2 separate regions of the Homo sapiens genome follow, and region 1 is linked to region 2. A link is an interaction called in ENCODE POLR2A ChIA-PET data of the cell type or tissue named here. Cell type or tissue: HCT116. All regions are shown on one strand. Links, peaks and the distances in the headings refer to the core of each region. The heading gives the core; the rest is flanking DNA. Region 1 holds the start of MISP3 (MISP family member 3). Region 2 overlaps PKN1 (protein kinase N1).

What was found. Peaks named below come from ENCODE experiments on the same cell type or tissue, not always from the same donor. Only the 100,000 strongest peaks of a DNase experiment are listed, where the experiment ranks them.
Region 1: POLR2A ChIA-PET joins it to region 2 with 5 read pairs; 3 of 35 experiments call an interaction of 5 or more read pairs at or near these places.

Annotation. Positions count from the first base shown.
Region 1 is chr19:14,063,521-14,073,516 of GRCh38, reverse strand. MISP3 (MISP family member 3) reads right to left here and starts at 731. Exons shown (of 3, transcript NM_001291291.2): 1 at 1-731. The coding sequence starts at 207. MIR1199 (microRNA 1199) reads right to left here and starts at 156; the gene lies at 38-156. It also overlaps the pseudogene EEF1DP1. RefSeq lists silencers at 1-172, 743-912. In HCT116, for the core only: no CTCF peak of the experiment used is centred there; no DNase peak of the experiment used is centred there.
Region 2 is chr19:14,444,155-14,457,301 of GRCh38, reverse strand. PKN1 (protein kinase N1) reads right to left here. Exons shown (of 22, transcript NM_002741.5): 4 at 10,741-10,876; 5 at 6,839-6,984; 6 at 6,193-6,406; 7 at 5,279-5,473. Among named protein-coding and RNA genes, the nearest start is that of PKN1, 17 kb to the right of the region's middle. RefSeq lists enhancers at 6,531-6,825, 12,585-13,085 and a silencer at 6,698-6,827. In HCT116, for the core only: no CTCF peak of the experiment used is centred there; a DNase peak (open chromatin) is centred at 6,671.

The DNA of each region.
Region 1 (9,996 bases), core at 3,487-8,486, 380 kb after region 2:
GATGTCCCGCTGCATCTGCGCGCCCGCCCGCGCCCGCTCCAGGGCGCGCGGGAGCGCGGGGCCAGGACCCGGCAGGTTGAGCACCGGCCGCACGCGCAGCTCGACGAGTTCACGGCCTGCGCGGCCCGGGCTCAGGCCCCGGCTCCGGCGCAGGCTCTCCTCGCGTTCGCAGCTGCGGCGGATTTCGCGCTCGATGGGCGTCTCCATGAACCGCTCCTCCGGGGGACGCTGGGGAGCCTCGGGGCACGGCGGAAAACGCAGGTGGGGGGCTTCCGAGCCTGACCTGGAGGAGGAGGTCTTAGGGCCTGGAGGGGGATGCTGCCCCTGGACCTCCGCCCTTTGCGCTTCGGACGGCCCAGGGTCGTCTCTGCCTGGCTCAGGACTCTCAAAGCCCGCAGCTGTGGACAGCCCGGGGCTCTCTGCGTCCTGCTCGACTGATGGCTCGAGGACTTCGCTCTCTTGCTCCAGGATCTCCACGTCCTTTGCGGAGGGCTTGGGGACCTCGGTGTTCAGCTCCGCAGCAGCTCTGGGGCTTCGCTGTCTGGCCCTGGGGACTCCTGGCCCTCCTCTTCAGACGACCCCAGGGTTTCGTTCTCCGGCCGGTGGGGGCCTTCGTGTCCAGGGTTGGAAGCAGTTCGGAAGCCTCAGTTCCCAACCGGGGTTTTGATTCCCAGAGCGAGGACAGAGGGCACTGTGAGGCACCTGTGGCGGCAGTGGCGGCCGTGGGTTCCAAGGCGTCGCCCGCACCGGCGGCTTCTCTGACCCGCCTCTGGCCTCCAGGAACGGCCCCCGGGGGCAGGGCCGGGCACCGCCCCCGGCACCTGCCAGGAGGACTCCCGCCCCGCCCTGGCCCCGCCCTCGGGACAGGGGCGCCTCGGTGGGGCACTCAGTTTCATCAACTAGCGCGCCCAGTCACCTCAGGGCACGGGACTTCTTGGAAGAGGGCTTCCCTAGACCCGGCCCCGCTCTCTGGGGGGCCATTCTGGGTGCTGGGTTCTACTGAGCGCACCCTGGCACTTTTTCAGAGCCATGTCCCCGTCATCGTCCCGGAGACTGGGCCCAGCAGCGCGTCGGACTGGGGTTCTGAACCACTAGCCGCTTGGTGAGGTGTCCCCCGAAGCCGTATTTTCGGGACCCGGGCAGTCCCGCTTGGTCGTGCCAGCCGGCAGGCAGCGACTCCTCAGGCCCCTGGGCCCTCCCTCCGATCCAGCCTTGCAGCGCACAGCTCCGGCCCGAGGGGGCGCCAGGAGCCGCCTTACTGGCCGCTGGGGTCTCCCTACCAATGCTTGGGCTCAGCGAGGTTCCCAGCCGCGCACCACTGCCCCCACGCCAAGCCGAGAAGCGGCTTCCCCTCTCCTCCCGGAAAAATCCGGGAGGTGTCCGCTGCCAAGGGCACTCCCGGATTGAGGGAGGAGGGAGAGACGGACACAGTGCGCCGTGGGCGCAGCTTAGCGGTTGCAGTTGAAAGGCGGTCACCTTGGGCCCGGGCGCCTGGGGAGGCCCAGACAGGAAACAGGAGGCGTCCAGGGTAGGGGGAAAGAGCAGCTGGGGCCGGATCATGCGGTTCAAGGGCAGGATCGATGCCCTTGCGCGGGCCACCCTCCCCTAGGGACGTTTTCCACTTTCCCCCTAATGGAAGCAGACTCTTCCCAGAACCTGCCCCCAACCCCACCATTCTGGGGTGCCCAGAAGGAAAAATACAGTTACCGGCCGGGCATGGAGGCTCATGCCCGTGATGCCAGCACTTTGAGAGGCCGAGGCGGGAGGATCACCTGAGGTCAGCAGTTCGAAACCAGCCTGGCCAGCATGGCCAAACCCCGTCTCTACTAAAAATACAAAAAAAAAATTAGCCAGGCCTGGTGGTGGGCGCCTGTAATCCCAGCTACTCGGGAAGCTGAGGTGGGAGAATCACTTGAACCTGGGAGGTGGAGGTTACAGTGAGCCAAGATCGCGCCACTGCACTCTAGCCTAGGCAGCAAGAGCAAAACTCTGTCTCAAAATAAATAAATAAATAAATAAATAAATAAGCTGTATACTTCTGGGAAAAAGTTTTCTCTATAGCACCTTCCCCACTGCATCATCTCCTGGTCCTTCCTCCAGCCATGCCAACTGGGCTGGGTTCTTGGCCCCCTTTCACGGGAACATTTTTTTCTTTTTCTTTTTCTTTTCTTTCTTTCTTTTTTTTTTCTTTTTTTTTTTTTTTTTTTTTTTTGCCGGTCTCAGTCTTTAATCGTGGCAGGGCCTTACGCACGCGCACACATACACACACTCAGGCTTCAGATCTTGTTGAAAGCTGCGATATCGACACTCTGCACGTGCTCCTCAAATTTAGTGATCTCCTCCTCCAGCAAGTAAGTCCCCACCTTGTCGTCCTCCACCACACACTGAATCTGTAGCTTCCGGATACCGTAGCCCACGGGCATCAGCTTGGAGGTCCCCCAGACCAGCCCGTCCAGCTCGATAGAGCGCACACAGGCCTCCAGCTGGGCCATGTCCGTCTCATCGTCCCAAGGCTTGACATCCAGCAGGATGGAGGACTTGGCCACTAATGCAGGCTTCTTGGCCTTCTCCGCGTACTGCCGTAGCCGCTCCTCCCGCAGCTGTGCCGCCTCCTTGTCCTCCTCCTCATTGTCGCTGCCAAACAGGTCGATGTCATCATCCTCGTCATCCTCTGCTGGTGAGGCTGGCTTCTTGGCCGGGGACTCCACTTGGCGCATAGGAGACACGTGCTGGGTCTGCGGGGCCGTGGCCCGGTGGCCAGGCGAGCTCTTCTCCAGCACGTTCAGCTGGGCCTCCAGCTTGGAGATGGCCTGCTGCAGCTCCTGTACCACGCCACGCAGGCTCTGGTTCTCCACTTCCAGACTGGCGATCCGGACAACGAGCTCGCTGTGGTCTCCGCTGGGGCCACTGGAGGCCCCGGGGCCTGAGCTTCCAGCCAGGGATTTCTGGATGTTCTCTCTGGCTCTCACAATGTCATGGAGGATCACGCTGGCGCCGTTCTCCTGGCGGGAGGCACCTGCCACAGGCCTGTTCATCTGCTGATAGAATCTCCTTTCTGCGTCGTCATATTTGAACTTGTCAAACCAGATCTTCTCATGTGCTAGGAAGTTTGTAGCCATTTTTCTGACGCCAGCCAAGGACGCGGCGACCAAGGAGGAGGAATCGGCGGACGCGGGAAGATTGATGAAAGGGCTCTTTTTCTTTTTTGAGACGAAGTCTCACTCTGTTGCCCAGGCTGGAGTGCAGTGGTGTGATCTTGGCTCACTGCAACCTCCGCCTCCTGAGTTCAAGCGATTCTCCTGCTTCAGCCTCTGGAGTAGCTGGGATTATAGGCGTGTGCCACCACGCCCAGCTAATTTTTTTGTAGTTTTAGTAGAGACGGGGTTTCACCATGTTGGCCAGGCTGGTCTCGAACTCCTGACCTCATGATCTGCCCGCCTCAGCCTCCCAAAGTGCCAGGATTACAGGTATGAGCCACCGCGCCCGGCTTCTGGGAGCTTTTTCTGACAAGAGCACCTATGATGTCCGTTTGGCAGATTCAATCACTGACTTCATTCCCTGTCCTCCTCTTCATTAGCTCCTTGGTCTTTGGGTACACCACCCCCTCCTGATTTCCTTCTACTTCACAAGCACCCCTTCTCAGACTTCTGTTTCACCTTCCTTCCCCTCTGGCTTCCTTGGGGTCACCTGATGAAAGAGAGGAGAGTGAAGCCAAGGTGTTTATCCCAGCCAGGCACGGTGGCTCACACCTGTAATTTTAACACTTTGGGAGGCCGAGGCAGGAGGATTGCTTGAAACCAGCCTGGGTAATATAGGGAGACCCTGTCTCTGCAGAAAGGAAGAAAGAAAGAAAGAAGGAAAGAGAGAAAGAAAGGGAGGGAGGGAGGGAGGGAAAGAAGGAAGGAAGGAGGGAAGGAATGAAGGAAAGAAGACATTTTTTAAAATTAGCTGGGTATGGTGGTTTGTGTCTGTAGGCCCAGGCACTTGGGAGCCTGAGGTGGGAGGATCATTTGAGCCTAGGAGTTTGAGGCCGCAGTAAGCTATAATAATGCCAATACACTCCAGCCTGGGTGACAGAGAAAGACCCTGTCTCTAAATAAATAAATAAATAAAATAACACTAAAAAAAGATGTTTAGCTGGGCACAGTGGTTCACACCTGTAATCCCAACACTTTGGGAGGCTGAGGCGGGCAGATGGCTTGAGCCCCAGGAGTTCAAGACCAGCCTGGGTAACGTAGTGAGACCCCATCTCTACAAAAAATGCAAAAATTAGCAGCATGTTGGTGGTGTGTGCCTACAGTCCCAGCTACTCAGGAGGCTGAGGTGGGAGGATCACCTGAGCCCAGGGAGATCAAGGCTGCAGTGAGCTGTGATCACACCACTGCACTCTAGCCTGAGCAACAGAGTAAGACTCTGTCTCAAAAAAAAAAAAAAAAAAAAAATTGGCCACGCACAGTGGCTCATGCCTGTAATCCCAGTGCTTTGAGAGGCCGAGGCAGGTGGATCACCTGAGGTCAGGAGTTCGAGACTAGCCTGGCCAATATGGCGAAAACCCATTTCTACTAAGAATACTAAAAATTAGCCAGGTGTGGTGGCGGGCACCTGTAATCCCAGCTACTTGGGAGACTGAGGCAGGAGAATTGCTTGAACCTGGGAGATGGAGGTTGTAGTGAGCCGAGATCGCACCATTGCACTCCAGCCTGGGCGACAGAGTGAGACTCTGTCTCAAAAAAAAAAGAAAAAGTTTATCCCGTGTCCCCTACCTCCAAGCCCCATTGGTGACATCCCTCTGCTACAGGCAGTAGCTCTACACAGCTCTCTCCAGGGCAAAGAGGTGGTCACAGCTGCCAGGCGTTGCTAACCCAGGGCGTCTATACTGTGCCTTGATGGTTTCCCCTCCAGCTTTATAAACTGGGTTCTATTAAGTTCTCATCAACCACCGTGTTCAAGTGCACAATCTTTTTTTTTTTTTTTGAGACGGAGTTTCGCTTTTGTTGCCCAGGCTGGAGTGCAATGGTGCGTTCTCGGTTCACTGCAACCTTTGCCTCTTGGGGTTCGAGCGATTCTCCTGCCTCAGCCTCCCAAGTACCTGGGATTACAGGCATGTGCCAGCACGCCCACCTAATTTTTTGTATTTTTAGTAGAGACGGGGTTTTACCATGGCCAGGCCGGTCTTGAACTTGTTACCTCAGGTGATCCGCCTGCCTCAGCCTCCCAGAGTGCTGGGATTACAGGCATGAGCCACCGTGCCCAGACTTTTTTTTTTTTTTTTTTTTTTTTTTTGAGAAGGAGTCTTGTTCTGTTGCCCAGGCTGGAGGGCAGTGGCACAATCTTGGGTCACTGCAACCTCCACCTCCTGGGTTCAAGCAATTCTCTGCCTCAGCCTCCCGAGTAGCTGGGATTACAGGCACCCACCACCACGCCCAGCTAATTTTGTATTTTTAGTAGAGACAGGGTTTCACCATCTTGGCCAGGCTGGTCTTGAACTCCTAACCTCATGATCCACTCGCCTCAGCCTCCCAAAGTGCTAGGATTACAGACGTGAGCCACTGCCCCCAGCCTCAAGTGCACAATCTTTCCTATTGGGACTCAGGCTCTGACAAATTTCAATCTCATGTTTTAAACATCTAGGCTGGGCTGGGCACAGTGGCTCAAGCCTGTAATCCCAGCACTTTGGGAGGCGGAGGTGGTGGATCACTTGAGGTCAGGAGTTCGAGACCAGCCTGGCCAACGTGGTGGAACCCCGTCTCTACTAAAAATACAAAAAAATTTAGGTGGGCGTGATGGTGTGGGCCTGCTACTCAGGAGGCTGAGGCAGGAGAATCCCTTGAACTTGTGAGGCAGAGGTTGCAGTGAGCCGAGATCGTGCCACTGAACTCCAGCCTGGGTGACAGAGTGAGACTCAGTCTCAAAAAAAAAAATCTACGCTGGGTGCAGTGGCTCACGCCTGTAATCCCAGTGCTTTGGGAGGCTGTGGCAGGAGGATCACTTGAGGCAAGGAGTTTGAGACCAACCTGGGCAACGTGGCAAGTGGTGAGACTCCACTTCTAATATATATATAATATATTATAAAATATCTATAATATATAATATTATATAATTATATAATATATTAATATAGAAATATAAATATTATATATATATTTATATATATAATATATAATATATAATACATTAATATATAATATATAATACATTAATATATTATATATAATATATGTATTATATTATTATTTTTTATATTTATTAATTTATTAATAATATATCAACAATAAATTATTAATAAATTAATAATATATTTATATTTATTATTATATTATGTATTTATTATTATATATTATTAATATATTATATATAATATATTTATAGACATTATTATAATATATAAATAAATATATTATTATATATAATATATAATACATTATATATAATATATTTATATATAATATATTAATATATATAATATATTAATATATTATATATATATAATCTTTATGCTGATGTCTCCCAAATTTATATCTCTAACTCTAACTGCTCCGCTAGGCTTTGGACTCATATCTAGCAGTCTCCGGTCTAATAGACATTTCAGACTGAACACTTCCAAAACCACATTCTTGGTTCTTCCAACCCTACTCCTCCTCACCATGTGTGTCAATTTCACCCATTCAGTTTTTCGTGCCAAAAAGTACCCCAGGAGTCAGCCTTAATTTCTTTCTTTAGCCACCCTCCAATTCATCAGCAAACTCTCTTGACTCCACCTCCAAACAGATTTTGGATTCATCCACTTCTCTCCATCCTTGTTCCTTCCAGCCACCTCCTCCCTCTCAAAGGTTCCCATCAAGCCACGCACAGTGGCTTGCTCATAATCCTAGCTACCCTGGAGGCTCAGGCGGGAGGATGGCTTGAGCCTAGGAGTTCAAGAACAGCCTGGACAACATAGTAAGACACCATCTCTAAAACAATAATAATAATACAAATAAAACAAAGGCTCCCACCAAATTTAGAATAAAAATACGAATTCTCTACCTTGCCCCAGCAGGCCCTGCCCACTTCTCAGGTCATATCTTCTCACACTGTCACCTTGTGTCACTTCATTTCAGCTTCGTACTTCCCTTAACCCCTCCCCCAACTGCATTCCCACCTCAGGGTCTTTGCACTGCTGTTTTCTCTGCTTGAAATGACAGTCACATGGCTGGTTCCTCTATTCAGGTCTCACCTCAAATGTCACTTCTTCAGGGAAGTGGTCTCTGATAACCCAGCCTACAAGAGCACTCCTTCTTTAGCCCCATTTCAGGTATTCTCAATAACTCACCCCCAATTGCAGTTGCCACCAATTGCTTTCATTTTTATTTTATTCTTTTTTTTTTTTTTTTTTTTTTTTTGACAAAAAGTCTCACTCTGCCAACCAGGCTGGAGTTCAGTGGCGCGATCTTGGCTCACTGCAATCTCTGCCTCCAGGATTCAAGCAATTCTTCTGCCACAGCCTCCCGAGTAGCTGGAATTACTGGTGGCACCACCGCGGCTGGCTTATTTTTCTATTTTTAGTGGAGACGGGGTTTCACCACGTTGGCCAGGCTGGTCTTGAACTCCTGACCTCATGATCCACCCACCTCGGCCTCCCGATGTGCTGGGATTACAGGCATGAGCCACCGCGCCCAGCCTTCTTCTTCTTCTTCTTTTTTTGAGAGGGAGTCTCGCTTTGTCACCCAGGCTAGAGTGCAGTGGCATGATCTCGGCTCACTGCAAGCTCTGCCTCCCGGGTTCATGCCATTCTCCTGCCTCAGCCTCCCATGTAGCTGGGACTACAGGTGCCCGCCACCATGCCTGGATAATTTCTTTTTTTTTTTGTATTTTTTAGTAGAGACAGGGTTTCACCATGTTAGCCAGGATGGTCTCGATCTCCTGACCTCATGATCTGCCTGCCTCGGCCTCCCAAAGTGCTGGGATTACAGGCGTGAGCCACCGTGCCTGGCCCCAGCCTTCTTTTTATTATTTTTTTTTTTTGAGAAGGAGTCTTGCTCTGTTGCCCAGGCTGGAGTGCAGTAGCACCATCTCGGCTCACTGCAACCTCTGCCTCTCAGGTTCAAGCAATTCTCCTGTCTCAGCCTCCTGAGTAGCTGGGATTACAGGTGCATGGCCGGCTAATTTTTTGTATTTTTAGTAGAGTCGGGGGTTTCGCCATGTTGGCTAGGCTGGTCTCGAACTCCTGACCTAAGGTGATTTGCCTGCTCGGGCTTCCAAAGTGCTGGGTTTACAGGCATGAGCCACCAGACCCGGCACCAATTGCTTTTATATTTCTTTCTATTTGTGTATTATCTGTCTCTCTCCCCATACGAGAAAGTGAGCTGCATAATAGCATTTTCTGTTTGTCTAGTTCATCTCTATACCCAATGCCCCCATGCCTAGAATAATGCCTTATTATTATTATTATTTGAGATAGGGTCTTGCTCTGTCACCTAGGCTGGAGTGCAGTGGCGTGATTACAACTCACTGCAGCCTCAACCTCCTGGGCTTAAGCAATCCTCCTGCCTCCGCCTCCCGAGTAGTTGGAATTACAGGCATGAGCCACCATGCCTGGCTCCAACATCTAAATATTTAACAGTTATAAAATCAATCTACAAACAATTAAATAGGCTGGATGTGGTGGCTCACATCTGTAATCCCAGCACTTTGGGGGGTGGATCACTTGAGGTCAGGAGTTCAAGACCAGCTTGGCCAATATGGTGAAACCCGCCTCTACTAAAAACACAAAAAATAGCCAGGCATGGTGGCGCATGCCTGTAATCCCAGCTACTCAGGAGTCTGAGGCAGGAGAATCACTTGAACCTGGGGGGCAGAGGTTGCAGTGAGCCAAGATCGCACCACTGCACTCCAGTCCAGCCTGGGTGACACAGTGAGACTGTCTCAAATAAATAAATAAATAATAAATAGAATATTTTATTTCCTCCAAAAGGTGGAAATAACTCAAATGTCTATCAATGGATAAATGGATCAGCAAAATATAGTATACTCATATGATGAAATATTATTCAGCCATAAAAAAGGAATTAAGGGGGCTGGGCACGGTGGCTCATGCCTGTAATCCCAGCACTTTGGGAGGCCGAGGCGGGTGGATCACGAGGTCAGGAGATTGAGACCATCCTGGCTAACACAGTGAAACCCCGTCTCTACTAAAAATACAAAAATTAGCCAGGTGTGTTGGCGGGCGCCTGTAGTCCCAGCTACTTGGGAGGCTGAGGCAGGAGAATGGTGTGAACCCGGGAGGCGGAGCTTGCAGTGAGCCTAGATTGCACCACTGCACTCCAGCCTGGGCAACAGAGCGAGACTCCGTCTCAAAAAAAAAAAAAAAAGAATTAAGGAACGATAAATACACGCTACATGGATGAAATTTTAAAACGTGATGCTGAGTGAAAGAAGCCAAACACAAAAGACCACATAGTGTGTGAGTCTTTTGTTTGTTTGTTTGTTGAGACCGAGTTTCGCTCTTGTTGCCCAGGCTGGAGTGCAATGGCGTGATCTCGGCTCATCGCAACCTCCGCCTCCCGGGTTCAAGTGATTCTCCTGCCTCAGCCTCCCAAGTAGCTGAGATTACAGGTATGCACCACCATGCCTGGCTAATTTTGTATTTTTAGTAGAGATAGGGTTTCTCCATGTTGGTCAGGCTGGTCTTGAACTCCTGACCTCAGGTAATCCGCCCACCTCAGCCTCCCAAAATGCTGGGATTACAGGCATGAGCCACTGCGCCCGGCCTGTGAGTCCATTTTTATAGAACTATCCAGAATAGTCCGGGCACAGTGGCTGACGCCTGTAATCCCAGCAGTTTGGGAGGCCAAGGAGGATGGATCACCTGAGGTCAGAAGTTCAAGACCAGCCTGGCCAACATGGTGAAACCCTGTCTCTACAAGAATACAAAAATTAGCTGGGCGTGATGGCGGGTGCCTGTAATCCCAGCTACTTGGGAGGCTGAGGCAGGAAAATTGCTTGAACCCAGCAGGT
Region 2 (13,147 bases), core at 4,017-9,016:
TTTTTCAGTAGAGATGAGTCTTGTTATGTTGCCCAGGCTGGTCTCAAACTCCTGGCCTCAAGTGATATTCTCCTGCCTCAGCCTCCCAAGTATCTGGGATTACAGGCATGAGCCACCAGGCCTAGCTGTCTGCTATCTTTTTAAAATGAATCCTCCCCTCCATAACTTTTCTCCCACTGTAAAGTTTTGCATTTGACATTGAAGCCTTTAATCCAGTTGATTTTTTTACATGGTGTGATGTGAGGCAGGGATCCAAATTCAATTTTATTCTACATGGAAGTCCCAGCCACATACTCCTAAGGATTTATTTATTCATTTATTTTTTGAGCCAGAGTCTCTCTCTGTCACCCAGGATGGAGTGCAGTGGCACAATCTCGGCTCACTGCAACTTCCACCTTCTGGGTTCAAACAATTCTCGTGCCTCAGCTTCCAAAGTAGCTCAGACTACAGGCGCACACCACCATGCCCAGCTAATTTTTGTGTTTTTAGTAGAGATGGGGTTTTGCCACGTTGGCCAGGATGGTCTTGAACTCCTGACCTCAAGTGATCACTGGTCTTGGCTTCTCAAAGTGCTGGGATTACAGGCGTGAGCCACCGCGCCCAGGCACTCCTGAGGATTTACCCTAGCCAAATGCATGTGGGTATACATCAGGAGATGCATTTATATAAAGTGTATGTAACAGTCCAAAATAGAGGCATCCCACAGTCCATTAACAGGAGAATTAATATTTTAAAACTGCTATACCATCTTAGTAGCTGAAGTACGAAATTGCTGATATTTAACTATTTTTTTGCTTTCAGAAAGAGGCAATTCGATATGGCTCAGTCTAACATAATGGATTACTAAACAGGAATAAATATGAATTAACTATAGCTTGTCACAACAAAATGGATGAGTCTACCAAAACAATGCTTTTTTTAGTTTGGTTTTGTTTTTTGCATTTTTTTGTAGGGTGGGGTTTCACCATGTTGCCCAGGCTGGGTTCAAATTCCTTGGCTCAAGCAATCCCTCCACCTCGGCCTCTCAAAGTGCTGGGATTACAGGCATGAGCCACTATGCCTAGCCCCTAAACAATGTTGAATGAAAGAAGCCATGTGATAGAATAGTCTGTATGAGCCTGTCAATATAAAGTTCTAATACCAGGCAAAATTAAACAAAAGTTTTTGGGGATGCAAACATGGGGTTCTACAACTACAAATTATAGCAAGGAAATGATAAAAGTCGGGAGAGTAGCCACCTCTATGGCAGAGGAAGGAGATGGAATTGTGGAGGAGACAAGAGGGGGCTTCTGGAGAGCTGGAAATATTCTATTTCTTTTCCTTTTTTTTTTTTTTTAAGATGGGGTCTCGCTCAGTTGCCCAGGCTGGAATGCAGTGGTGCAATCACAGCTCACTGTAGCCTTGACCTCCTGCGCTCAAGCAATCCTCCCACTTCAGCCTCCCAAGTAGCTGGGACCGCAGGCACAAGCCACCATGCCCACGCCTGGTTAATTTTTGGTTGGCTTGTCTTCTCTTTTTTTCCCTTTAGTTTTTTTTTCTGTGACACAGATTCAGGAGGGCCTGATGACATGTACCCCCAATTTTTTTTTTTTTTGAGACAGAGTCTTGCTCTGTCACCCAGGCTGGAGTGCAGTGGCGCGATCTCGGCTCACTGCAAGCTCTGCCTCCCAGGTTCATGCCACTCTCCTGCCTCAGCCTCCCGAGTAGCTGGGACTACAGGCGCCCACCACCACGCCTGGCTAATTGTTTGTATTTTTAGTAGAGTTGGGGTTTCACTGTGTTAGCCAGGATGGTCTCGATCTCCTGACCTTGTGATCCACCCGCTTCGGCCTCCCAAAGTGCTGGGATTACAGGCGTGAGCCACCACACCTGGCCATATGCCCCAATTTTTAAATTATTTGTAAAGACAAGGTCTTGCTATGTTGCCCAGGCTGGTCTTGAACTCCTGGGTTCAAGTGATCCTCCTACAAATACCAAAATGCTGGGATTCCAGGCATGAGCCGTGGCACCTGGCTGCCATATTCTATTTCCTAACGCAGGTGGTGGTAATATGGGTGTCTGCTCTCCTGTTACTCTTCTCCACACTCCCTTTTTTTTTTGTACATACGTATTAATTTTCTTTCTTTTTCCTTTTTTGCCATGAGATTACGAATCAAATTTTCTTTTAAAAAAATTATGGCCAACATGGTGAAACCCCATCTCCATAAAAATACAAAAATTAGCCGGGTGTGGTGGCGCACGCCTGTAATCCCACCAGCTATTTGGGTTGGCTGAGGCAAGAGAATCGCTCAAACCGAGGAGGCAGAGGTTGCAGTGAGCTGAGACGGTGCCACTGCACTCCAGCCTGGGCAGCAGAGGAGAATCTGTCTCAAGAAAAAAAAAATTATGGTAAAATACATGTAACATAAAATTTACCATCATAATCACTTTAAAGTGTCCATCCAGTTCAGTGGCATTAAGTACATTCACATTGCTGTGCAACCATTACCACCATCCATCTCCAGAACTTTCACCTTACAAAACTGAAACTCTGTCCACATTAAATAATAAACTCCCCATTCCCCCTCCCTCTACTCCCTGGCATCCATCATTCTACTTTCTGTCTCTATGAATCTAACTACTCTAGGAACCTCATATAACTGGAATCATACAATATTTGTCTTTTGGGGACTGGCTTATTTCACTTAGACTAATGTCCTCAAGATTCATCCGTGTTGCAGGATAAGACAGGATTCCTTTCCTTTTTTTTTTTTTTTTTTTTGAGACAGTGTTTCACTCTGTCACCCAGGCAGGAGTGCGGTGGCATGATCTTGGCTGACTGCAACGCCTGCCTCCTGGGCTCAAGCGGTTTTCCTACCTCAGCCTCCTGAGTAGCTGGGATTACAGGCATGTGCCACCACACCCGGCTAATTTTTGTATTTTTAATAGAGATGGGGTTTCACCATGTTGGCCAGGCTGGTCTCGAACCCCTGACCTCAAGTGATCCACCTGCCTCGGCCTCCCAAAGTGCTGGGATTACAGGCATGAGCCACTGCGCCTGGCAGGATTTCTTTCCTTTTTAAATCTGAGCAATGTTCCATTGCATGGCTGGCCCACGTTTTGTTTACCCATTCATCTATTGGTGGATCTGGGTTGCTTCCATTTTTGGCTTTCATAATGCTGCTATGAACACAGGTATACATATCTCTGAGACCCTTTTTTTTTTTTTTAAATATTTTTCTATCACTATTTTTAAAACTGACAAATAAAAATTATATATATTTATCATGCACAACATGTTGTTTTGAAATATGTATGCATTATGGAATGTCCGAGGCCCTGTTTTTAATTCTTTTGGGGATATGCCCAGAAGTAGCTTTGGATCATATGGTTACTCTTGTTTTTTTGTTTGTTTGTTTGTTTTGAGATGGAGTCTCATTCTGTCACCCAGGCTGGAGTGCAGTAGCATGATCTCTGCTCACTCCAACCTCTGCCTCCCGGATTCAAGCAATTCTCCTGCCTCAGCCTCCAGAGTAGCTGGGACTACAGGCGTGCACCACCACCAAGCCCGGTTAACTTTTGTATTTTTAGTAGAAATGGGGTTTCACCATGATGGCCAGGCTGGTCTTGAACTTCTGACCTCAGGTGATCCACCTACCTTGACCTCCCAAAGTGGTGGAATTACAGGTGTGAGCCATTGCGCCTGGACTGCTTACTCTGTTTTTACTTGTTTCAGGAACTGCCAATATTCCTTCCTCCCTCCCTCCCTCCCTCTCTCTCTCTTTCTTTCAGACAGAGTCTCGCTCTGTTGCCCAGGCTGGAGTGCAGTGGCTCGATCTAAGCTCACTGCAACTTCTGCCTCCTGGGTTCAAGCGATTCTCCTGCCTCAGCCTTCTGAGTAGCTGGGATTACAGACACACACCACCATGCCCAGCTAATTTTTGTATTTTTAGTAGAGACGGGGTTTTGCCATGATAGCCAGGCTGGTCTCGAACTCCTGACCTCAGGTGATCTGGCCCCCTCAGCCTCCCAAAGTGCTGGGATTACAGGTGTGAGCCACTGCACCCGGCCATGCCAATATATTTTCCATAGGGCTGCACCATTTTACATTCCCACCAACAGTGCACAAAGGTTCTGATTTCTCTCCACATCCTCACCAACACTTATTTTCTGTTTGTTTTGTTGGGTTTTTAAAATAGTATTAGTCATCCTAATGAATATGATATATTGGTTTCTTGTTTGGTTTTCCTTTCTTTTTAAATTTGTTTTATTTATTTATTATTATTATTATTATTTTGAGATGGAGTCTTGCTCTGTTGCACAGGCTGGAGTACGGTGGCACAATCGCGGCTCACTGCAACCTCCGCCTCCTGGGTTCAAGCAATTCTCTGCCTCAGCCTCCCGAGTAGCTGGGATTACAGGCACGCGCCGCCACGCCTGGCTAATTTTTTTGTATTTTTTGTAGAGATGGGGTTTCACCATGCTGGCCAGGCTGGTCTTGAACTCCTGACCTCGTGATCCACCCGCCTCGGCCTCCCCAAGTGCTGGGATTACAGGCGTGAGCCACCACGCCCAGCCTTTTTTTTAATCTAAATAAACTTGAAGTTTTTTTTCTTTTTTTTTAATTTAGAGACAGGGTCTCTCTGTCATCTAGGCTAGAGTGAAATGGCTCAATGATAGCTCACTGGGCTCAAGTGATCCTCCCACCTCTAGAACAGCTAGGACTACAGGTGTGGGCCACCACATCTGGCTAATTTTTACATTTTATTTTTTGTAGAGACAGGGTCTTGCTATGTTGCCCAGGCTGGTCTCAAACTCCTGGCCTCAAGTGATCCTCCTGTCTCAGCCTCCCAAAGTGCTGGGATTACAGGCATGAGCTGCTGCACCTGGCCTGTTTTTTTGTTTTTGTTGTTGTTTTCGTTCTCTTTTGAGGCAAAGTCTCACTCTGTCACCCAGGCTGGAGGGCAATGGCGTGATCATGGCTCACTGCAATTTCCACCTCCCGGGTTCAAGTAATTCTCCTGCCTAAGCCTCCCAAACAGCTGGGATTACAGGTGTGCACCACCATGCCCAGCTAAGTTGTATTTTTAAGTAGAGACAGTGTTTCACCATGTTGGCCAGGCTGGTCTCAAATTCCTGACCTCAAGTGATCCGTCCACCTTGGCTTCCCAAAGTGCTGGGATTACATGTGTGAGCCACCACACCCGACCCCTGGCTTATTTTTTAAAGGTTTACAAATATGGGGCATTCCAGGTCCCCAATGCCACCTCGTTTCTCAGGGCCCACGATGCCCACTCACTGGTGTTCTCGGCTTCTGCTTTGAGGCTGCTCCGGCCACTGAGGCTTCCGCTTCGGCTGTAAAGGCCCCGGGCTGGGCGGCTCAGGAAGGGGGGGCGGCTGTCTGGGGTCCCAGGTCCCCCCATTGAGGGGGTAGGGTTCCACGGGATGGTCTCTGGGAGGTCTCTGCAGCCCACCACTCGTACCTCCAGGGTCCCTGCAGGAGGGGAAAGCTCAGCAGGGGGCCACTTCTGGGGCAGGCTGAGCGGAGGGGACCACAGCGGGGAGGGGACACATCCAGACGCAGCCATGGTACAAGTGGGAGCCAGTGAGGGACAACCAGAATGGAGCATGGGGCATGAGGCCGGGATGTCCGTGCTGGGATAGGAGAATATGAGAGAAGCAGTCCTTCCAGGAGGGGCTCAGATGCGGGAGTTTAGGGGCAGAAGAGAGGCTCAGGGTACAGGCCGTAGGCTCAGGGTACAGGCCGTAGGCCCAGGCAAGCAGGAACAGGGTAGGACTAGGGGTTCTAGGGGAGGACTCGGTGGACAATCTGAGGTCTAAGATGGGCTAGGGGTCTACGGTGGGGCTGGTCTGGAGGGGTAGATGGCTGAGGGGTCTGTGGAAGGTGGGGCTGGCTGGTCTGCAGCAGGCGGGTAGGAGGCTCATGGCTGAGCGTTGTGAGGCCGAGGTGGGGCTGGGGAACAAGGGCTGGGAGAAAAATACTGGGCCAGGTGAAGAGAGATGGAGAAACTGAGGTGTGGGGGGGGTGGGCAAGAGCCCAGAATCAGAGGGCAAAGGAGGGGAGGAGACAGTGGTGGAATGGGAGTCCAGGGTTGGGGAGAGCGGAGATTGAAGTCGGGGGTCACAGGAATGGGGAAATGAGAGGAGTCGGAGGCCCAGGGCTGCAGGGGTGGGGTAGGGTCTCAGACCCACCTGTGAGCGGCGCGGGCTTGCACAGGGTGCTGTAGTGCGTGGCGGGAAAGGGCCCGGCCAGGCGGGTGCTGAAGGCAGCGGAGGAGGCCGCAGCGAGCTCTTCTCGCAGCAGCCGCCCCTTGGGGTGGTCGGCGGGCAGCTCCCCAAGTCTCCGCTCCAGAGCCTCCCGCAGCAGCCCCAGCTTCTGGTTGGATTCTGTTAATTTCTCCTGGGCCTGTGGTGGGAAGTGTGGGGGCTGGGGGCGGGACCAGGCTTGCCCCTTCCCAAGTGCAGGCCTAGGCCCCACCCCCAGGCTGAGTCTCACACTGAGCTCCTCCCTAGAGGGCTAAACCTCAAACCAACTTGGTCCCACCTCTGGGAAAACCAGGCCCCGCCCCTTGGAGAGGCCCCTCCCCTCACCGAGGGCCATTCCTGCCTGAAACCATGCCCCCTCGCTGAGGCCCCGCCCCTCACAGTTGCACTGTTCCTGCCTGATGCCCTGCCCCTCACAGTAGTCTACCCTGGCTGAGGCCCCACCCCTTATGAAGGTCCCACCCCCTTTGAGGCTCCACCCCTCACCGTGGGTGTTCCTGGTGAACTCCCCGCCGCTTGCTGAAGCACCGCCCCTTGCTGAAGCCCCGCCTCTAATGAAAGCTCCGCCCCTCACCTCGCTGACTGCCTTGCGGTCCGGGGCCTTGGCAGCGCTGAGCAGGCGCAGTACGTTCTTGGCACCCTCGGCCACCGCGTGCTCCACTCGGAAGTGGTGCCGCAGCTCTTCGATGCGCAGCTCCACAGCCCCCAGGTCAGGACTCCCTGTGAGCGTGGAATACAGGGCAGTGAGGCTAGCCTGCAGCGCCCCACCAACCTAGTCGCAGACACAGCCATTCGCAGGAACAGGCACGGGCCACAGACAAACCATCATGAAGATGCATCACGCTTCATCCAAGGGGCAGGCACAGTGACACTGTCGCACTGTCACCTGCAGGCAGCCACACTTCCACCCAGACTCTTTTATCCAAACACCATCACTCACAGGGCCAGTCCTAGGGAAAAAGTTACCCTGTTACAGGGGACAGTCTGAGCAATGACACACAGGCACACTGTCACCCCACGCTTACCGACACACACATTGTCACGGTCCCTCTTCACCTCCAGTGATTTGCACAGGGACAGACGCAGGCACATTGTGGCCCCCAGGGACAGCCACATTATCTAGATTCAGACACTGTCACCCAGGGGCTGTCACCCAAACAGACAGGAACATCTAAATCATAGGCCAAGCATGGCGGCTCAGGCCTGTAATCTCAGCACTTTCGGAGGCCAAGGCGGGTGGATTACCTGAGGTCAGGAGTTTGAGACCAGCCTGACCAACATGGTGAAACCCTCTCTACTAAAAATACAAAAATTAGCTGGGCACAGTGACGCATGCCTGTAATCCCAGCTACTGAGGAGGCTGAGGCAGGAGAATCACTTGAACCCCGGAGGCGGTGGTTGCAGTAAGCCAAGATTGCGCCATTGCTCTCCAGCCTGGGTGACAGAGTGAGACTCTAAGTCATTAAAAAAAAATAATAATACTGTCATACCCGTGTTGACACACCTCATTCCCCAATGAACAGTCACCAGGTTACACAGTCAACCAGGCATGGTGACACTCATGGACATCTGGACAACCACAGCATACTACATTTACACAGACGGTGTCAGTCACAAAGACACTGTTAAGAGACTCAATGTTTGTCTCCTACCAAATTCCTATGTTGAACCCCTAATCCCCAGTGGGATGGCACTTGGACTTCTCCAAGTGCCTTTGGGAGGTAATTAGGGTTAGAGGAGGTCATGGAGGGAGGGCCATCATGATGCGATTAGCGCGCTTATTGGAGGAGGAAGAAGCTGGGTGCAGTGGTCCACGCCTGTAATCCCAGCACTTTAGGAGGCTGAGGCAGGAGGATCACCTGAGGCCAGGAGTTTGAGACCAGCCTGGGCACCATAGAGAGACCTTGTCTCTACTAAAAATAAAAAATAAATTAGCGAGGCATGGTGGCGTGTGCCTGTAGTCCCAGCTATTAGAAGGCTGAACGAGGAGGATCACTTGAGCCCAGAAAGTCGAGGCTGCAGTGAGCTGTGATCACGCCACTGCACTCCAGCCTGGGTGACAGACCAAGACCCTGTCTCAAAAAACTAATAATGAAAAATAAGAAGAGGAAGAGACACTAAGGCTCTTTCTCCCTGTGAGGGAGCAGTAAGAAGGAAGCCATCTGTAAGCCAGGAAGAGCGCCCTCACCAGGAACCGACCATGCTGGTACCCTGATCTGGGACTGCCAGTCTCTGGAACTGTGAAAAACATAAATGTCTGTTGTTTAAGCCACTCAGCCTATGGGACTTTGTTATGGCGGCCCAAGGAGAGTAAGGCAGGCACTGTCGCACTGACACTGTCACACTGTCGCCCACAGGGACACATGGCATTACCACTTTGTCACCAGCGTAGGCACACTATCACCAGAGGAACACATACTCTGTCACAAAGATGTAGTCACCCTGCCACATAGAGACACTGTCATGAGTCAGACTCTGTTACACAGACACGGCCCTGTCATCTTGGGCACAGGGACACCATTATAGGGGCAGAGAAACACAGTCACAGACACAAATGCATTTATGCCCAAGCACAGGGTCAAGAAAAGGGGCACAGGCCAGGCATAGTGGCTCACGCCTATAATCTCAACACTTTGGGAGGGTAAGGCAGGAGGATCACTTGAGGTCAGGAGTTTGAGACCAGCCTGGGCAAGACCTAGTCTCTACAAAAAAAAAATTTCTTTTAATAAGCTGGGTGTGGTGGCACACGCCTATGGTCCCAGCTACTCAGCAGGATTGCTTGAGCCCAGAAGGTCAAGCCTGCAGTGAGTTATGATCGCGCCATTGCATTCCAGCCTGGGCAACAGAGCAAGACCCTGTCTAAACAAAAAAAGTGTGTCAGCCAGGCACGGTGGCTCATGCCTGTAATCCCAGCACTTTGGGAGGCCAAGGCAGGCGGATCACGAGGTCAGGAGATCGAGACCATCCTGGCTAACATGGTGAAACCCCGTCTCTACTAAAAATACAAAAAATTGGTAGGGCGTGGTGGCTCAAGTCTGTAATCCCAGCGCTTCAGGAGGCCAAGGCAGGCGGATCATGAGATCAGGAGATCGAGACCATCCTGGCTAACATGGTGAAACCCCGTCTCTACTAAAAATACAAAAAAATTAGCCAGGCGTGGTGGCAGGTGCCCGTAGTCCCAGCTACTTGGGAGGCTGAGGCAGGAGAATGGCATGAACCCAGGAGGCGGAGCTTTCAGTGAGCCGAGATCACACCACTGCACTCCAGCCTGGGCGACAGAGCAGGACTCCGTCTCAAAAAAAAATACAAAATTTAGCCGGGTGTGGTGGTGGGCGCCTATAGTCCCAGCTACTCAGGAGGCTGAGGCAGGAGAATGGCGTGAACCCGGGAGGCAGAGGTTGCAGTGAGCAGAGATTGTGCCACTGCATTCCAGCCTGGGCAACAGAGCGAGACTCCATCTAAAAAAAAAAACAAAAAAAAAAAGTGTGTCCCTGCAGTGTGTGTCAGTGCGACGGTGCACGTGATTGTGTGCCTGTACTGTGGATATCCACATGGACTTCACAGTGACTATGTGTGATGGTAGGATCACACATTCCTTTGTCTCTGGGTGTTGTCGCAAGGATGGGTGACTGGATGACTTTATTCCTAAAAGTCCCAGTGACTGATAAAGCGCCATGTGGCAGCAGGTCTAGGGGTGACAGTGAGACTGTGTGTTTTTTTGTGTGTGTTTTTTTGAGACAGAGTCTCACTCTGTTGCCCAGGCTGGAGTGCAGTGGGGCGACCTTGGGTTACTGCAACCTCCGCCTCCCGGATTCAAGTGATTCTCCTGCCTCAGCCTCCTGAGTAGCTGGGACTACAGCTGCGTGCCACCACGCCCAGCTGATTTTTGCATTTTTAGTAGAGACAGGGTTTCATCATGTTGGCCAGGCTGATCTCGAAATCCTGACCTCGAATGATCCGCCCGCCTCGGTTTCCAAAGTGCTGGGATTACAGGCGTCAGCCACTGCACCCAGCCGAGACTGTGTTTATAAGGCAACATACCTGTGACTATCAACTTCCTTGGAACTGTGTCTGTGTTATTGGTGTCCAGGTGAGTGACACATGTGGACACAGTGTGACTGTGAGTGTCTGACTCTCTGTGACCAAGTGCCAGGGTCATTATTCAGAATAGTCAGGCAGTCAAAAACATAGTAAATGAATGGGCGTGGCTGGGTACCAATAAAACTTTATTGACAAAAAAAAGACAATGGATAGATTTGGTCTGAAGGTGGTAATTTACCAACCCCTGATGTAATCCAAACTTTGCATGGGACAAAATGGGAAGCTCTGGCCCAGAGAGGGTCAGGAATGTGTTGAAGTCTCACAGTGGGTCACAGGACCCACCTCCCTGCCCCAGAAAGGGACTCATTATGGAGCTGGAGGCTGAGCCCTGCAAGGCGAGATGCAGGCTAAGCTGCCTGGAAGCAAGGGACTCACCTTGGGTGTCATCCGGGGCTGCCTGGTTCTCCAGCTGGCCGGCCTGCAGCGCCCGGCGGAGTTGCATGCGGATGATGTCAATCTTGGTCTTACTGTCCTGCAACATCTGCTGGGCTGTCAGCAGCAGCTTCCGGTCCTGGAGGCAGAGACAGTCTGAGAGAGGAAGGCTAGGTGGTTGGGGTCTAGCCACACCATGCAGGTCCTAGGTGACTGTGGCAGAGTGTTCACATGTGGATGTAACAACATGCATTTGCAGGCCAGGCACGGTGGCTCATGCCTGTAATCCCCGCACTTTGGGAGGCTGAGGCGGGTGGACTGCTGAGCTCAGGAGTTAAAGACCAGCCTGGGCAACATGGCAAGACCTTGTCTCCACAAAAAAATGCAAAAATTAGCTGGGCGTGGTGGTGTGCACCTGTGGTCCTAGCTACTCAGGGGGCTGAGGTGGGAAGATCACTCAAGCCCAGGAGTTGGAGGCTGCATTGAACTGAGATTGCATCACTGCCCTCCAGCCTGGGAAACAGAGCAAGACCCTGTCTCAAAATAAATAAATAAGTAAATAAATGTACTTCCATGCATTCCTGGATACAGTGGCATGATGTAGTCCATGGAGTCCTCAGCCTCCTGAGTAGCTGGGATTACAGGCGCCCACCACCATGCCCAGCTTTTTTTTTTTTTTTTTTGAGACATAATCTCGCTCTGTCACCCAGGCTGGAGTGCAGTGGTGTGATCTCAGCTCACTGCAACCTCTGCCTCCCAGGTTCAAGCGATTCTCCTGCCTCAGCCTCCCGAGTAGCTGGGATTACAGGCATGTGCCACCACGCCCGGCTAATTTTTGTATTTTTTTAGTAGAGCTCGGGTTTCACCATGTTGGCCATGCTGGTCTTGAACTCCTGACTTCAAGTGATCCGCCTGCCTCAGCCTCCCAAAGTGCTGGGATCCGCGCCTGGCCTACTCTATTCATTTTCACTGGGTCAGTATTACCCCCAGGGCGGGGGGCAGAAATTCTTAGGGGGTGAGAAACTCTTATTCTTTTTTTGTATAACGCTCAGATACATGTAAAAGATATACAATTGATCTAGGTTTTAAATTTTCATAGAATGGTGTTCAAATACTTGTACACAGGTGTTCATAGCAAAACTACTCACAATCGCTAAAAAGGTGGAAACAACCAAATGTCCACCAATTGATAAATGGGGCGCAGTGGCTCACATCCGTAATCCCAGCACTTTGGGAGGCCAAGGCAGGAGGAATGCTTGAGCCCAGGAGTTCGAGTCCAGCCTGGGCAACACAGACCCCTGTCTCAATAAAAATAAAAATAAATTAAATAAATAAAATAATGTTAGGCCAGGCAAGGTGGCTCACATCTGTAATCCCAGCACTTTGGGAGGCCAAGGTGGGCAGATCACCTGAGGTCAGGAGTTCGAGACTCGCCTGGCCAATATGGTGAAACTCCATCTCTACTAAAAATACAAAAATTAGCGGGACGTGGTGGCATGCGCCTGTAATCCCAGGTACTTGGGATGCTGAGGCACGAGAATCGCTTGAACCCAGGAGGCGGAGGTTGTAGTGAGCCGAGATCACGCCACTGCACTCCATCCTGGGCGACAGAGTGAGACTCTGTCTCAAAAAATAAATAAAATAGTGTCATTAAAAAAATCCATGCAGTCTGTCCTCCCATGTGACATTCACGTGGAAGGACATGCGCACACCAGCCTGTGGGTCTGGACATTAATCCTCTAGCTGTAGGTTGGCCTGTGCTTGTGGTGTCAGAATTTCTGGGTGTTGATAGAGACCTGTGTGTTCCTGGGACTGATTGGCAGGACGGGGGATGTGTGTGTGTCTGTGCACCAGTCTCTGGGTATGAATGTAAGAGTGTGTGTGTGTGTCCAGATGTGGCTGTGGTGGGATTCTCCATGTGTTGCTAGATGTTGTTACCACTGTGTGTCTCTAGATGTTATGACAGCATGTGTGTGTGTGTGTCTAGATGTTATGATGGTGTGTGTGTGTCAAGGTATGACATGACTGTGTGTGCTTGTAACAGGACACACCGTCAGCAGTGAGAGGCGGCATGTTGCCCTGACTGTGGATGGGCCTGAGGCTCTGCAGGGGACTGTGGGAGGAGGGGAGACAATTTGCCACGTCTGTCTGACATCACCCATAGTCATGCTTCCCATATGCCCCCATGAGCTGCCTGTGCCTTAGTCCTGACACCAAGTTACACCCATCAGCCAGTATGTCCCCAATCCAAAGGCTCCCAGCCTCCCATGGGGGCAGCTGTAGGCTGCACCCTATGCCCCCAGCCTGTGATCTGCTCACAGGCATGTGCATACATGTGCGGTGTGTGTGCAGATACACGGGTGGGTGTGTACGTGTGGGTGTGTACATGTGCATGTGCATTGCAAATGTG